Regions from separate parts of the Mus musculus genome. Here region 2 is linked to region 1. Evidence: chromatin loops called from intact Hi-C (ENCODE). Cell type or tissue: heart. All regions are shown on one strand. Links, peaks and the distances in the headings refer to the core of each region. The heading gives the core; the rest is flanking DNA.

Region 1 (8,335 bases), core at 69-8,068:
TAGCATGCCATCCTAACAGGTCACTCTGTACCCAGGATACAATCCACACAACTACAGGTCATTCTGTAAAGGGGAACAATTGGGAGGTGGGGGAGGAACAGGACTGAGGGCCAGCAGAAAGAATCAAAACAGGCAATCTTGGGAGTTGGAGGTAGGGGGACCCTCTAGAATGTACCAGAGATCCAGGAGGTGAGACTCTCTCAGGACTCAAAGGGAGGGACCTTGGATGAAATGCCCTACAGTGGGGAGAGGAACTTGTAGAATCCACCTCCAGTGGAAGCATGGGGTTGCCATCCCACAGTCAAATACTCTGACCCATAATTGTTCCTATCTGGAAAAAACTGCCTGGACTAAAATGGAGAACAGCCTGAGGAAAAAGAGGTCCAGCTACAGGCCTAAAGTGGGATCCAGCTCAAGGGGAGGCCCCAAGACCTGACACATTACTGAGGCTATGGAGTTCTCACAAAAAGGGACAGATCATGACTGCCCTCCGAAGACCCAACAAGCAGCTGAGTCAGATGCAGATACTTCCACCCAACCAATGAACAGAGGCTGCTGACCCTGTGGTTGAATTAGGGAAAAGCTGGAAGGAGCTGAGGAGGAGGGCAACCCTGTTGGAGGAACAGCAGTCTCAAGTAACCTGGACTCCCGAGATCTCTCAGACAATGGGCCACCAACCAGGCAGCATGCACCAGCTGATATGAGGATTCCCAACACATCCACAGCAGAGGACTGCAGGGTCTGGACTAAGTGAGAGAAGATGCATCTAACCCTCAAGAGACTGGAGGCCCCAGGGAGTAGGGAGGTCTGGTGGGGTGGGGGCATCCTCTTGGAGATTGGGGGTGGAGGGAACTATAGGATGAGGAACAGTCAGGGGGCGGAACAGGATGGGGATAAAGACTGGACTGTAAAAAAACCTAACAGGTCATTCTGCAGAGGGCCAAGAATAATGGGCCAGTGGTTCACTTGCTGCTTTTGCGGAGGACTCAGGTTAGATTTGTAGCACCTAGAAGGTGGCTCACAACCATTTGGAACTTCTGTTTCAGGAGATCCAATGACTTCTTATAGGCATGTACATGGTGCACATACATGCACGCACTCAGACACATAAAATAAATAAACCTTTAAGAAAAAAACAAAACAGAACAAAAAGTAACACCTTTTTGCTAGGCATGGTGGTGACAGCCTTTAATCCCAGCATCCCGGTGGCAGGGGAAGGCTGAACTTTTTGAGATTCCTAAACATTTGAGAAGCAATGGTTTAGAGTTGAAAGTGAGGCTGGAACACAGTGACAAAGCACATTATCCAGCAAATGCAAGGCTCTCGGTTTGTCTCCAGCACTCAAAAAAATAAAAGACATACTAAACACCCTTAGCCCTTTTGGGGCTCAGATTAAATATTCAGTAATATGATTGTCATTATTACTACATATTGACTTCTACTCTGGAAGGACTTATGAAAAAAATCCCAACTAAGCATTTATGGACAATGCTAAGTTATCACTTGAAACTCTAACTCCTAGATGGGGATGATGCCTTCTGTTTAATATTCATATAGCACACACACACACTTGCACACACACACGTGAAAGTATTATATTGAAAAGCAAAAACATTTATTTTCTTTAAAAAAGTAAGAGTGTTTTGTCTGCTTGGAAGTTGCAGATATATTTCTGTCTCTGGGATTGCACTAGTTAGGACTCTCATCCACATAGTATATAAAACACCTCTTAACAGTTCTGGACACAGACTTAATACTTCAATAAAAATAATGAAAATAGAAAGGAATGGTTTTTAAATCTAAAAGTAGAAAGCAAAGAGGAAACCAAATCAACACACAAAACATAACTATGAAGATGCTAAATTTGGAGATATTAAAAAGACCAAGTAACATAAATTTTGCTTAATCTTTCTAACTCGTTTTAAACAAAACTTACCTTTCTGTGCACTCTTCAATCCTTTAAGCCTAGTATATTTACCACTAGTGTAAGTGCTCAATAAATATTTATGAGAAAAGTAGTAAGACAAAGTCTCCATAAAAATGATGGAGGAGACTTTTTTTTTTTTAAGATCCTGTTCAAAGGCAACTTCTGACTTCTGGGGACTATTTGTATAAATGGGAGGAATTAGTTCAGAATTTCCAATACCTTCCAGGACATGAACCTATGCTGCTTCACAGACAGTAGCTAAAGGCAAATTAAAGCATCCTCTACAAACTCAAGAGTGAACAGATCTGATAAACACTGGCTCTGCAAGACTAAGTAGCAAAGTAGAAAATTACATTACAGGCTCGAGAATTACACCCATGCCATTTCATATTTCTGGATGGGTTTTTTTAGGGGGAGGGGGCAGTGCGGGGGGGGGGGTTATTTTAGACAAGGTGAATTCTGTAGTCCCAGCTGTTTTAAAACTCACTCTGTAGCCCAGGCTATGAACTCGCGGCGACCTTTCAGCTTCCAGCTGTTACAGGCATCAGCCACCACGCCCGACTGTTACCCACTATTTTCTTATAGCGCAATTAAAGTGCAGTCAATTTCCCATCTCTTGCCCTATACAGTCCGCCAAAATGCAGCACTAGCTTCATAATCTTCAACTCCCGCCAAACTTTTTGCAAGCGTCTTCAACTAAGCGGAAGTGACGTTAAACGGATGACCTAGACTTGGAAGAGTTCAAATACCAGCACTCTAAAACATTGTAATGTGTTGAGAAAATTCCCAACCCTGTTATATTCTCCTTCCTTTAGCGATGCGAAAAGACCTGACTAGAACCTTGCGACTTCATTCTCAACTCCAAATTATTCAAAAATTTCCTCTTACTCATCTAGACAAGGAGGTTACACCGTAACCTCTCAAGAACTACAATTCCCATGAAACACTACCGGAAGCAAAATGAGGAAAACAGGGTCTCAAAGCATCTTGGGAACTGTAGTCGCAGGAGCCAAAGTGCTCAGAAGCCCTGCCTCCACCACTAAGACTGGAGGAACCAGGTGTTCAGCCTGGAACCCGTTACCGCTAAGGGGCGGAGCCACATCCTTAAAGCCTTCCTCTCATCTTCCCACATGAACGACAAAATTGTCCTTTCATCCTTAAAAAGCTCTATAATCATTCCCTGAAGAAAGAGAGTTGTCTACCACATCTCCAGTGATTAAAATCGCCCGGAACTCGCCCACCTCAGGATTCTACTCGTGGGAAAGGTGGCTCTTTCACAAGTGGGCAAAATGGCTGTCCTCCTAGCTTTATCATTGGTTGACTCTTACGTCGTTCAGGGACGACAACTTGCCCGGGATTGGTTCTTTTTCTTTTGTGGGTGGAGATAGACTTAGTCCCGTTCTCCCGCTGTCCCGCAGTGATAATGGGGGTGGAGCGAAAGTGGTTTTCAAACGCTGATTGGATAATTTGTATGTCACTTAATGTTGACCTAGCGTATGAGGTAGGCTGCTTTCCGTCAACGCGACGGAGAGGCGGGGCCAGTGCGTGGTGGGAAGGGGCGGGATTCTGCCGCCGCGGCTGCCGCTGGAGCCGGTGTCCGGGCTGGTGATGGGGTTAATTCCCTTCCGTGAGACTCTACCTTGCAACCAGCCGGCCCCGCCGTCGCCCCGCTGTGCCGCGCTCCCGCCACCTCCTCCTGCTCCTTCTCAGTAACGCGGGTAAGAGATGCTGTCCCCTCCCCCGCGGCGCCCCGGGAATAACGCGCTCGCTCCCCTCCCCCGCCCGCCAACCGGTAGCGCTAACGGAGCGGGAGAGTGAGGCAGCCGGGGAGCTAAGCGCTGAGGAGACGGCGTCCCTCCCCTCTCCTCCGGCCCGCCAGGGGCCGTCGGGTTCTGAGGCGAGCCCTCTAGTCGCCTCCACCGCGCGGTGCCCGCCGCTTCGCTGGGGGCCATGTGCAGCGCCAACCCCTTGAGGCCTAGCGGGGGAGCTGGGGACAGGTTCCCGAGCGTCCCTGCTGCAGCTGCTGCTCTTGCGAGCCCTGGAGATCCGGGGAGGACGGAGGGGAAAAGCAACATAGTCAGGCCAGGCTGGAGCAGGGACCGTTCGCGGAACTGTTCTCCGGGGCCTGGACCAGATGCCCGGGGCTGATACCCCCGCTCCGGGGAATTGTCACACACACCAAAAGGGAAACAGCACGTCGTGCCCGTACTGCCCGTACTGCTAGAAAAAACACAGTGGGGAAATTAGCAAGAAAGTTGAATGACTGTCAGAGCCTTGGTCGTTGATGGACGAACCTACGGGGGACGTTATGATGTAAATCCCCCTCCCCCCTTTCCATCCCTGTATATTAGAAGTTTTTTTTTTTTTCTTCTTGTGGTTATGTACCAGAGATTGTCACTGTTGTCTGAAGTTGCTTTTAAGGAGAAACAAAATTGGGTTTGGCTGTTGTGACTTCTGTGAATTGGGTCCTGAGAGAGCAAGTCCCCTAAACTAGTTAGAGGTGAAGAGGTATCTTCCAAAGCAGTGCTGCTTACTAAATAATAAGGTGCATTTCTGAAGAGGTAAAAATAGAATTTCTAGCATGAATGAATACACACAAACACACATATCCCACTCCTAAGGTTATAGTTTGGCTGGGTCACGTTAAAGAATCTCATACCATACTCCCCTTTATTTTAGATTTTTTCCCTGGACAGGGTCTCTCTGTGTAGCCCTGGCTGTCCTGGTACTCACAATGTAGACCAGGCTGGCCTTGAGCTCACAGAATCCACCTGTCTCTGCCTCCCAAGAGCTGGGATCAAAGGTGTGGCCCCCCATCGCCCAGCTAAAGAAACCTCTTAAATTTAAATGTCATTGATTCCAAGAGCATCGAGTCATAAAAAGATGAAATCAACCTCGAAGCCCCTTCCTTATAATACTTGAATCAGTAGAGTTCATGTAGCTACCCATTTAACTGAAGAAATATCATTCTCTTCAGATTTTATGTCTTTATATTTTAGGGGATTGTCTTATAATTGTATCAGATTTTGATAGTGTGCCCATCTTTTCAAATTCCACTCTGCTTTTTCAGCCTAGGAGAATATGACTTTAGTGGACCCTGTAATCTATAATAGGCATGGCTACAGACCACCCCATTTCTAAGATTTATTTGTTTTAGAGAGAACACTGGTTCTGAATAAACAACCTATGCTTTGACTAATAGACTATTTCTTCTGGGTCACAGAAGTACCTTAGGAATCTGCCATGTTCTCAAAATAATGCAAGTAGATACAGAAGTAAAATAGATCCATTCACTTGGATTAAGAAGGAATCTGGTTATGTGTTACTGATTTTTTTAATGTAGTACATAGCTTTTGAAGATTAGTTCCCTCAGCTTCTCCATTGAGTCCCCATAGCATACATTCCCTAGCATAGTTCCCCAAACTTGATAATTAGTTGGCAATTTATGCAGTGATATATTTAGGTCTCATGAATTCTTTGTATGGAAGGTCTGATGAAAATACAGGGGACTACATTCTTTTACTATTTGTGGGACCATTTTATGAGGCTAATCTAACCTAACCTCGGTTAATAATGGGGAGGATAATGCTTAATCTATGGAGCTGTAAATAGACTATGTAAAGCTACTAGGATTGTGTCTCACATGTATATATTTGTTACATTAAGTTTTTATCTTTGTTTTCTCATTTTCATATTTAGAGAATGAATTTGCTGTTCATATGCAGAGTATTGTTGCAGTCTCAAAAATCTCTTCTACTGTTGAGTGTTAATGTACACAGTGGCTTAAAACAATATCTCATAGCCAATTTTTTTGTTTTTGTTTTATTACATTTACTGGGGTACGGGGCGCAGCACAGAAGTACCATGATACATTTTAGGAGGGTGGAGGACAGTGGTAAGGTTAGGAGAAATCAGTTCTTCTTCTATCCTATTGGTCTCTGGGATTGAACTCAGGTGGTCTGATTTGAAGGCCAAGTGCCTTTATGCACTAAACCATCTTGCTAGCCTTTAGCCATTTTTTTTTTAAGCAGACAGAATATATGAAATTGGTCATTGGGTATCAAAGAGAATTTTGTCATACACAGTATCTTTTTTCCTTTTGTTTAAAATTTCTGCGTTTGGAACATATTTCAAATAGATTACCCATAATAAAAATGTGCTTTGTGTTTTAGTGTTTTAGTAGTAAACTAGGGTTGTTGTCCTGCTTTACTTTGTTAATATGTTTCAAGGTCTAGTTTACAGTTGCTTTTGGACTCATTCTGTTACCAGAGAAACCAAGTGACTGATACAAAGTTAAGACTGAGAAAGTTATCTTACCAGACTGTTGCTTTGTGCTCTTGAGGTTTGTTGGTTTTATTTTTGCTATTTTTTTTTCCTCAATGCTAGGGATTGAACCTTTCACCTCATACATGCCAGCAAGTATTCCAACATTGAGTTAAATCCTTGCTCTTTAGTTCCTACTCCATTGTTTAGCAGTCCTTGGGTATTTTTTTTTCTTTGAAATACCATATTCCTCCCTGTTCCCAAGTATATTTGAAAGTATAGTTTTCACACATAAAGGTGTCCTTGGAGTTGGTGCAGCCGAGCCAGGTTTCGATTAGCATGCCAACAGTTGTGTTATGAAGTGTTGCTGGTACTATCCAAGATTGACAGCATCTACATGGTCACATGCCACTGAGTTATTGAGCTCTGTGTACTTGGGTGCTTCTCTAAAGGGACTTACCCAGTAATTAAAGAGGTTTTTGTTTGAACTGACGTTTTAAATATCCAGTTATAACCATTTGGGTTACTATTAAGCTGCAATTCTTATAAACAAGGAAGTGTAGTAAGAGTTGTGTATGCTAAAGACTAATGAAACTATAATATTCTGTTCCTACTTGAAGTAGAAAACTTCCCAATTAACCCTTCCCATGACCTGTTGTAAAAATGTCCAGCACTCACATGTCATAGAGGTGGATGTGTTTCCAAGTGGAAATGAAAATTTCGGATTGCTCTTGTTGCAAACCACAGAACCAGCCCTCCATTTCCCATTCTTGCCTATAGGAAGAATAATTTATTTATGGTTTTAGGTAACTAAATTGGCAGGTGATAGAAAAGGAAATGTATTAGTTTTTTCCCATATAATACTAAATGTTAAAAAAAAAAAAAAGATTACATTGCCTGGCACTTAATCCTTTGAGCTCACTATAAACTTTTATTAGTAATACAAACATGCATCATGCACCAAATAACATAATAAAATTTCTATCAAATTAACTTGGATCCTTATATAAGGGCCTGGCTAAATTAAGTAAAACAACTTGCTTATATCTGGTGTTAACTTACATATGAATATATATAATCTCCACAATGCAGTTTAATAAGTCAGTGATGGACAAGTGAAATAAGTTCTAAATCATGGCTCAAAGCTAGTTCTCTGCCTGAATTTCCCTGCAGTTTGTTTTATTTCCAGGTTTTGTTCTTTACTGTTGTGCTGCCCACCCATTCTTAGTGTTCACACATACATTAAGGTAAACAGTTTCCTTTAGAGTTCTATTGCTCTTTGCTTTGTCAGTTGGTAGGTTTGTACCTTTTCGGGGAGTGGAAGGAGGATGTTTCATGGCAGTTTCTCTGTGTAGCCCTTGCTGTCCTGGAACTCTCTTTGTAGACCAAACTGGGCCTCACACTTTAGAGATCCACTTGCCTCTGCCTCCTGAGTGCTAGGTTTAAAAACACGTGCACCATGCTTGGCAGTTTATACCTTTTTAAAAGTTATTTCTTATTATGTATATGGATGTTTTGCCTGCATGTATGTCTCTGCACCTCTTGTATGTCTGGTGCCCTCAGGTCAGAAAAACTGTATAGGATCTTCTGGAACTGATGTTATACACTGTTGTGAACTGCCATGTGGCTGCTGGGAATTGAAGATGGGTTCTCTAAAAGAGCACTCAGTGCTCTTAGCGCCTCAGCTGTCTTTCCAGCCCTTGTGACTCTTCTTAATTTTTACCTGTAAACTCACTTCTCAGGAAAGCATTTTTGAGCCTCTTATTCTGTAAATACTAGATCACTTAGCATTTTTGGATGGGAGCTCTTTGGGCTTCTCCATTTATGTCATCTATAACTTGGTGTAATTTTCTTTTAAAAGAAATTAAATGAAATTATTTGTTTGTGTTTCTGACTTTTAGAGGTGTAATCTGATGTCTGATGCAAGGAAAGTTCTGCCATTTGACTTATGCCAATTTTAGTTTAGTGACAGATTGAAGCTGACTTTGTAGTTGTGCTGGTAGCTTTACTAACCTCTTCTACATGAAAGGGTTCCATAACTACATGGTTGTGTCTCCTTGCAATTTGAGGTACAAGTTTAATCAGCTGCAGGTCATTATACTAAGGGATGATCTAGAATATAAAAATAAAATGAAAAGTTCTAAT
Region 2 (8,335 bases), core at 199-8,198, 230 kb before region 1:
CATCACTATTAAGCCTCAACCCTTACTTTCTTTTTTTCTTTTATATGAGTACACTGTAGCTGTACAGATGGTTGTCAGGACCTCTGCTCATTCTGGCCCCGCTCGCTCCGTCCCAAAGATTTATTTATTAGTTATATGTAAGTACACTGTAGCTGCCTTTAGACACACCAGAAGAGGGCTTCAGATCTCATTATGGATTGTTGTGAGCCACCATGTGGTTGTTAGGATTTGAACTGAGGACCTTTGGAAGAACAGTCAGTGCTCTTACCTGCTGAGCCATCTCACCAGTCCCCAATCCTTATTTTCTTATTCATTCCCAAGATCTAAATAACTTTAAAAGTACCACAGTCTTTGAAAATTCTTACATGTTAAAATTTCAATCCCTTTAAAATATCCAATCTCTTTTAAAATCAAAAGTGTTTTTACATTTAAAATTCTCTTAACTGTGGGATCCACTAAAATACTTTCTTACTTCAAGGGGAAAAATATCATGGCACAGTCACAGTCAAAAGCAAAATCAAACTCCAACTGTCCAATGTCTGGGATCCACTCACGATCTTCTGGGCTTCTCCAGGGGCTTGGGTCACTTCTCCAGCTCTGCCCTTTGTAGCACACACTTTGTCTTCTAGGCTCTAGCTGCCAGTACTCCACTGCTGCTGCTGATCTTGGTGGTCATCTCATGGTACTGGCATCTCCAAAACACTGCTGTCTTCTGCTGCAACTAAACTTCACCAATAGCCTCTCATGGGCTCTCTTCATGGCACCAAACCTCAACTCCTTTGCATGACTCCTTTAGTCCTGGGCCATCAATTGGAACCGAGGCTGCAACTTCACTAATGGCCTTCCATGGCTTCTTACAGTGCCGAACCCCAGCTGCTCTTCATGACCCCCTCATGCCTTCAAAACCATGGTCAGGTTGTCACAAGAATATCCCACTATGCTGGTACCAATTTGTCTTAGTTAGGGTCTCTATTCCTGCACAAGGCATTATACCCAAGAAGCATGTTGGGGAGGAAAGGGCTTATTCAGCTTACACTTCCACTTTGCTGTTCATCACCAAAGGAAGTCAGGACTGGAACTCAAGCAAGCCAGTAAGTAACATCACTCCATGGCCTCTGCATCAGCTCCTGCTTCCTGACCTGCTTAAGTTCCAAACATAGTGGCACATGCTTTTAATCCCAGCACTCTAGAGGCAGAAGCAGGTGGGTTTCTGTGAGTTTGAGGCCAACCTTGTCTACGCAGTGAGTCCCACAAAAGCCAGAGCTACATAATAAAGAGTCTGTCTCAAAAAATTATTTAATTTAAATTTTTATGTATATAATTATTTTGTCTGCATGTGTATTTGTGCACTGTGTGCATTTCTGTTTACTATAGAAGTCAGAAGAGGGTGCTGAGTCCCCTAGAACTAGAAGTATGGAGCGTTGTATGTAGCCACGTGGATGCTGGGGACAGAGTTGGGGTCCTCTGTAACAACAGTCAGTACTCTTAACTGCTGAGCCATCTCTACAGTCCCCAACAGAATTCCAACTGCTAGTTAGCACTCCTGTCCTTCAGTGGTTTAAAAAGTAAAGCACTCATCAAATAGTATGTTCTTCTCAGAGTATATGTAACTTGTATGATGTTGTTTGGTTTTGTTTATTTTTTGTTTTGTTTTTCAAGACAAGAGTTTCTCTGTGTAACAGAGCCCTGGCTGTCCTGGTCTCACTTTGTAGGCCAGGCTTGCCTTGAATTAACAGAGATCTGCCTGCCTCTGTCTCCTGAGTGCTGGGATTAAAGGCATGCACTTCCATGCCTGGCTGCTTTTTAAAACAATAAGTTTAGTTGTATAGATTTTCTTTTCCTGGGGTTAGGAAAGGAGACAGTGGGTTTAAGGATCTTGGTCAGTGTTTATGAGTTGTAAAGTTTGAACAAGAGCTGAGGATGTAGTTCTGTTGGTAGAGCTTTTGCCTAGCATGCATGGTCCTCGCTTCTGTCTTTACCACCACACCATACAATCCAAGACGGTGCTACATGACTGCAGTCAGGATACTCAAAAGGAGGCAAGAGGATCAGAATTCCAGTTCGCTCTTCTCACCACAAGGCGTGTGAGGCTGGCTTATGAACCCTATCTCAAGAACAAAACCAAGGGCTTGAGAGATGGCTCAGTGGTTAAGAGTGCTCTTCCAAAGGTTCTGAGTTCAAATGCCAGCAATCACAAGGTGGCTCACAACCATCTGTAATGGGATCTGATGCCCTTTTCTGGTATACTCATATACATAAAATAAATATACTCATACACATTCTAGTGTAATCATATACATAAAATGAATAAATAAATCTAAAAAAAAACCCATTTGAATGAAAACTCAAAGAGGTTTTTAAATACAATTGTGACCATGCATATCTAGGGTCTTTGCCATATAGGACTACATATGCCCCAAGATATTTATGAATGTAGCCCAATACATCTGTGGATGTGAATGTCATGTAACAATTTCAAAATGTTCATCAGTTTGTTTTTGTTTTTTGTTGTTGTTGTTTTTTGTTTGTTTGGTTGTTTTTTTTCTTCCGAGACAGGGTTTTTCTGTGTAGCCCTGGCTGTCCTGGAACTCACTTTGTAGACCAGGCTGGCCTCGAACTCAGAAATCTGCCTGCCTCTGCCTCCCGAGTGCTGGGATTAAAGGTGTGTGCCACCACGCTCGGCTCATCAGCTCTTCTTGAGTCTACAAAATACTCTTATTATTTTTACTTTTAATTCTTTAAACAATACTTGTTAATTTTATTTCATGTGCATGAGTGTTTCGTCAGCATGTAAATCTGTTTGTGCAGCACGTGCATGCCTGGTGTCAGTCGAGGCCAGAAGCAGGTACAGGATCCCTTTGGACTGAAATCACAAATGGTTGTGAACTGCTATGCAGGTGCTGGAAATCGAACATAGGTCTTGTGAAAGCGCAGCGGGTAGTCTTAACTGCACAGTTATCCCTCTAGCCCCAACAGAATTTTAAAAAAAATATTACTAAACCACCTTGAAGAAGAGCGTATGCCACACTAAGATCTTTCTGTCTGGAGGAAAAAGGTCTTCCCACCTTCCAGCAGGCCCTTTGTAGGCGGGCCCGCTTCGGGGCCCCACCCACCACCCACCGAGGCCCCGCCCACGGCCACTCAGTGCCCTCCTCCTAGCTCCCTTCTTCCCGACAGCCTTCGCGCGGGGCCTGACGCTCCGCTCCGCAAGATGGCGGCGGACAGTGAGGTGAGTTCTGCGCCCTGGGTGCCTCTGTCACAGAGTTCTGCCGCCGACGTCAGTGGCCCGCAGCTTACTGTCTGTGCTCTTCTCTGTCCCCGCAGCCCGAGTCCGAAGTGTTTGAGATCACAGACTTCACCACAGCCTCGGAGTGGGAGAGGTGAGTAGTGTGTTTGGTCCTGTCTGGCCCCGGGCGGCATCACACAGGTGACGCTGGTTCGGAGGGAGACGCCCACGCTTCGTCTCTTCTTCCGCGCCACGGCAACTTTGGCTTTTTCCGCATCAATCATACAGACAGGTCAGACCAACCTTCAGACTCCGCCTTTAAAACAAGTTGTGTTGACTTCCAGATCACTTCCCTGGCACAGAAAACCATTTCCGAGGTCGTCCCCGGGTCTTATGCTTTCATGTCAATTTGCCTCAGTTGTCATCAAAGCCGTCAGCTAAGCAGCTGCTGTGTTTTCTTCCTGTGTTTATTGGAAGAGACTTTTAGCGTACCGATGACTGTTCATCTGTCATCCTCTTACCATCGTTATCCTGTCTTCGAGAAATTAAAAAATTAAAATTCTACTATTTCATACTTATAAATAGTATGTTTACATACGTCTTTGGAATGTTTTGATTCACAGCGTTACATTTTAAACTTGGTCCTGTGCCCAGACTTCCCGAGCTTGTCAAATTCAGATGAACAACTGCATTAAGGCGAACATGTTTTATCACCTGAGTGAGTTGAAAACTAAGTTTGTTGGCTTGATAGCTAGCTATTGAGGTTATTGTTGCAGTGCTTGTAGGCTTTACAAATGTGTGGCTCTCATATCAGTTGGTGGCATAGGAAGATATAAAAGATCTTTGAAATAGTAGTTTGACTTGTGTTCCCATCCCCACACTTCATCGAGTCAGTAAGACTTAACACACTAGCAAGACTTTATGAGGAAGTACTGTGTGCCCTGAACTATCCTAAGATCAGGGAAATCTATATACCTTTTAAAAACTCCAACAAATAGTTAAAATGTAAGCCAGTTGGTACTAACTACAAAGAACTAGTTAAGTAGGGAAAACGTGGACTACAAAATTGTTGGAGACATTTTTGTAGGGAAAAGATAGGAAATGCCTGCTTTGAAATTGGGGAGGGAAATGGAAGCTGGGTGACGTGGCACCTGTGTATAATAGTGACTACTGGCAAGGCTGAGGCGGATCACTTGAGCTAAGGAATTAAGACCAGCCTGAGCAATCTAAGAGGTACTGCCTTAAGAAAGGAAAGGGAAAATGGTTCAGGGTTTGGTTAAACATGAGAAGGGACTGACATTTCGAGACAAGTAAGTGAGGAATTATCACTGGGAAATAAATAAAAATGATACAGTGAGATCAGTTTCCAAAGCCAAGGCAGAGGCGTCGAGAGTTGGTGCACTTGACTAAAAACTCTCCAACTTGACTGTGCATCAGAACCTGCTGGTCTCGGTTCTCAGTGTTTCCCATTAGGTTTTAGGTCCAATCCCCAAATTTGCTTTTCTAACATGGTCCCAGGTAATACAGATGCCAGCAGGTCAGAAGACCATATTTAGAAAGCACTGCTGCTTAAAGTGGCAAGAGCTTTTGATCCTATGGTGCAAGGATTGTTTGGTTTAAGTTGTTACATTGTGGTAAAATGAAGTAAGCAGTTTACATTGATTCATAAAGTGGAACTGTAATTAGTTGGATAGAGTGAACTAGATTTAGGTAGATGAGCTTAATGTAAGTCTGAGGGGAAAGGCTCAATTATGAAACTTCAGGTTCATGCCTAAACGAAAAGATATGTATCAAGAGTGCTCTTTTGGGCACATTGACTGTAAAGTTGATATTTTGAAGGTAGTTAGAAAATGATGGTCTTGGAGGGTGAGTGGTAAGAAGACATTAATGATTAGTGTTTAGAATGGAAAAATGGCCATTTTCCCTGGTTAAATAGTTTAAAATTTCCTGAGGGGTGCTGGGGCGATGCTTAGCGGTTAAGAGTTCTGTACATTCTTCCAGAAGACCCAGATTCAATTCTCAGCACCCACATGGCAGCTCACAACTGTCTAAAACTCCAGTTCTAGGTTATTTAACACCCTCATATAGACATACATGCAAGAGAAACACCAGTGCACATTAAATAAATCAATAGATAAATAAACCCTTTCCCGGGCTGGTGAGATGGCTCAGCGGGTAAGAGCACCCAACTGCTCTTCTGAAGGTCCTGAGTTCAAGTCCCAGCAACCACATGGTGGCTCACAACCATCCGTAATGAGATCTGACTCCCTCTTCTGGTGTGTCTGAAGACAGCTGCAGTGTACTTACATATAATAAATAAATAAATCTTAAAAAAATAAAAATAAGCCCTTTCCCTGCTGTGGGCTCAGGTACATTTAAGATTTGGCTTCATCCATAATTCACTGCCATGGCTGAGGAAGCATTGATGCTAAAAGTGTAGTGGATGCCAGCACTGCTTCACAAGAGATGCCGAAGACTACCTTAGGCCATGATGGCCTAACATATGGCATACACTAAGCTGCCAAAGCCTTAGCAAGCACCAAGCACACCGTTGTGTGCTTATATCCAATTGTGATAAGCCTATGTATGTCAGGTTGGTGAAGGAAGGTACTTTGTGCTGGCATCAAATTAACCTGATTAAGGTTGATGACAATAACTAGGAATGGGTAGGCCTGTCTAGAATTCTCATCATAAAGTGATGGGTTTCATCAGAGTATCAAATGCAAGAAATAAATGCGAATTTAAAGTTTCTTAAGCCTTATTTTTTTTATTATTTGGATGAAAAGTTCTTCTCAGAATTGAATGACAATAGGGACATTAATGATCCTAGGCATGGTTGAGAAGGTGGTTTATTGTAAATATGAGGGAGCAAGCAGGGAGTGTCAACTGGAAGAGGTCAGACTAAACTGGGCCAGCAGACTGAACTGGCCATGAGAGGTAGGAACAGAGGGAAAGAGCAGAGAGAGCACATAGCCAGATGACTGGGCTGTGTAGGAAAAGGAGGCTAGGGGAATGGACGCAAAGTTCAGAGTGGGGCTGGAGAGGGTTAGGGTAGTGGGTAGGGAATGCCAGCCAGGATGGTTCTATAACTGGTACTTGTGGTAGAGACTGAGGGAATCTTGAGGTTAGCAGAGACTTTGATATGTTAATAGACACTACCAGCACAGGTTAATGGAAGAGCAATATGTTCCTGTTGCCAGAGATAAGGAGAACATAAGCAATATGTTCCTTGTAGCAAGTAGGAACAATTTTAAGTCCCTCGAAAATGTTGGCTTTTGTCTAAATGTCAGACTGGCAAAAGGACTTTCTTGAAACCTAACAAGTATGTTATGTACCATACAGATAATTTATTGAGACTACTAAGTAGAGACTTAATTTTGAATGAGCATGTGTAAGACACAGTGTAAAACATTAGGGATTTAGTAGCTAGTAAAAACAGATGAGGCTTAGTATGCTCATTGACCTGTGTTCAATCCCTAGTCCTATAGGAAAAAGGAAAAATAAGGCAGACTCTCTCTCTCTCTTGCTCTCTCTCTCTGATTTTTTTTTTTTTTTGAGGCAGAGTTTCTCTGTGTAGCCCTGGCTGTCCTGTAAATCAGGCTGAGCTCAAACTCAGCTCCACCTGCCTCTGCCTTCTGTGAGTGCTGGGATTAAAGGTATGTACCACTACACATATACCCTCCCCATCCCCTAGCTAAGGGTCCTGCTCTTATTGAAAGTATAGTCTAGCAGAAGAAATAGACATGAGTCAGATAATGTAACTAGTCTGTAATTACAAGTTGACATGAAAGCTACAAAGGTGAAATGGAAAGAACCCTGTTTTTCCAAAAGCATGTACAAAAGAACTGAGTATAGTAAGTGACTCAGCAGCTAAGCTATGGAGAACTGTTAAAGAAAAAGTTACTACACTTTTCTAGCCAAATCTCAATATTTGTATCATATAATTGTCTCCTAGCCAGTGCTAAAATTCATAAGTATTTTAAAATGTTTCTTTGGGGCTGGAGAGATGGCTCAGTTTGTAAGAACACTGGCTGCTTTCCCAGAGGTCCTGAGTTCAATTCCTAGCACCCACATAGTGTTCACAACCATCTGTAACAGGATCTGATACCTTCTTCTATCATGCAGGTATACAGTCTAATAGAGCACTAACATACAAACATAAGTAAATGTTTTTGTTTTTTACTCTGAAAATTATTTTTAAGATTATTTTTATTATAGCAATAATACCTTGTTAAAAATTACATTTAAACCTTCTACAAAGATAGCTATTAAATTTTGACATATTTTCTTTTAATTGTGTGTGTGTAACTTTTTTTAGATCAAACTATATCAATGCTTGTTTCTGCAGCTTTCTTTTTTCACTTAACACACGGAACTTTTTCTTATTTCCTCAACTGTTCTTCAGAACCATTTTCAGTGGGTATACATTGGACGGTCTACTGAATGGACATTTTAAGGAGTTAATGAGAAGGTTCAGTTAAATTATAAGCTGATTTATTATTTGATGTCATTACTGTTTTAAAAGAAATGCATAACTCATAATGCCAATGAAGAAAAAAATCTGATGCCTTTGATTACAAGTTGATTTTAGTTACTCTAGAAGCACTTTCTAGATGTTTTAGTTACTCTAGAAGCACTTTCTAGATGTTTTAGGTAGCAATTGCAGCTGCTAGATTGGATCACATTTTTCTAATATAAGCAGATTGACAGTTTTCATTTGCTGATGTTCAGCAAGTTGCTAGTCAAGTTTTAAAGATTCTTTTTATCTGTGTAAAGTGCTTTTGCTTGAATGCCTGTGTGCATCACATGCGTCTCATACCATCAGGCCAGAAGGCACTGGATCTCTAGAACTAGAGTTACAGTTGGGTATGAGCCACTCTGCTGGTGCTGGGCAGGGAAAGTGATCAGTTGTATAACTATCCTTAATTAGGATTAAGTTAATCTCTCAGTTTTTGCTTCTCTTCTAAATTTATTCTATCATATTAAAGGAGGAATTGTTCTTAGTTTATGTTTTGTAGAAAGAGTGCTTTTATTGGGTGGATAGATTTAAATGAATCAAAATTTAAGAATTCTTGAACTAGACAACATTGTTTCTACTTTTATTCTATA

The links. Peaks named below come from ENCODE experiments on the same cell type or tissue, not always from the same donor. Only the 100,000 strongest peaks of a DNase experiment are listed, where the experiment ranks them.
Region 2: it touches region 1 in a loop (4-fold over the local background); 2 of 42 quality-filtered maps call a loop at or near these places.

The regions. Positions count from the first base shown.
Region 1 is chr1:128,099,839-128,108,173 of GRCm38, forward strand. It overlaps Zranb3 (zinc finger, RAN-binding domain containing 3), which reads right to left and starts at 2,633. Exons shown (of 21, transcript NM_027678.3): 1 at 2,415-2,633. R3hdm1 (R3H domain containing 1) reads left to right here and starts at 3,468. Exons shown (of 27, transcript NM_181750.2): 1 at 3,468-3,645. It also overlaps the pseudogene Gm29383. In heart, for the core only: a CTCF peak has its summit at 3,879; DNase peaks (open chromatin) are centred at 2,573, 2,983 and 3,333; H3K4me3 peaks cover 3,282 bases; H3K27ac peaks cover 2,632 bases.
Region 2 is chr1:127,865,601-127,873,935 of GRCm38, forward strand. Rab3gap1 (RAB3 GTPase activating protein subunit 1) reads left to right here and starts at 3,173. Exons shown (of 24, transcript NM_178690.4): 1 at 3,173-3,229; 2 at 3,325-3,380. The coding sequence starts at 3,212. In heart, for the core only: no CTCF peak of the experiment used is centred there; a DNase peak (open chromatin) is centred at 3,211; H3K4me3 peaks cover 1,459 bases; H3K27ac peaks cover 927 bases.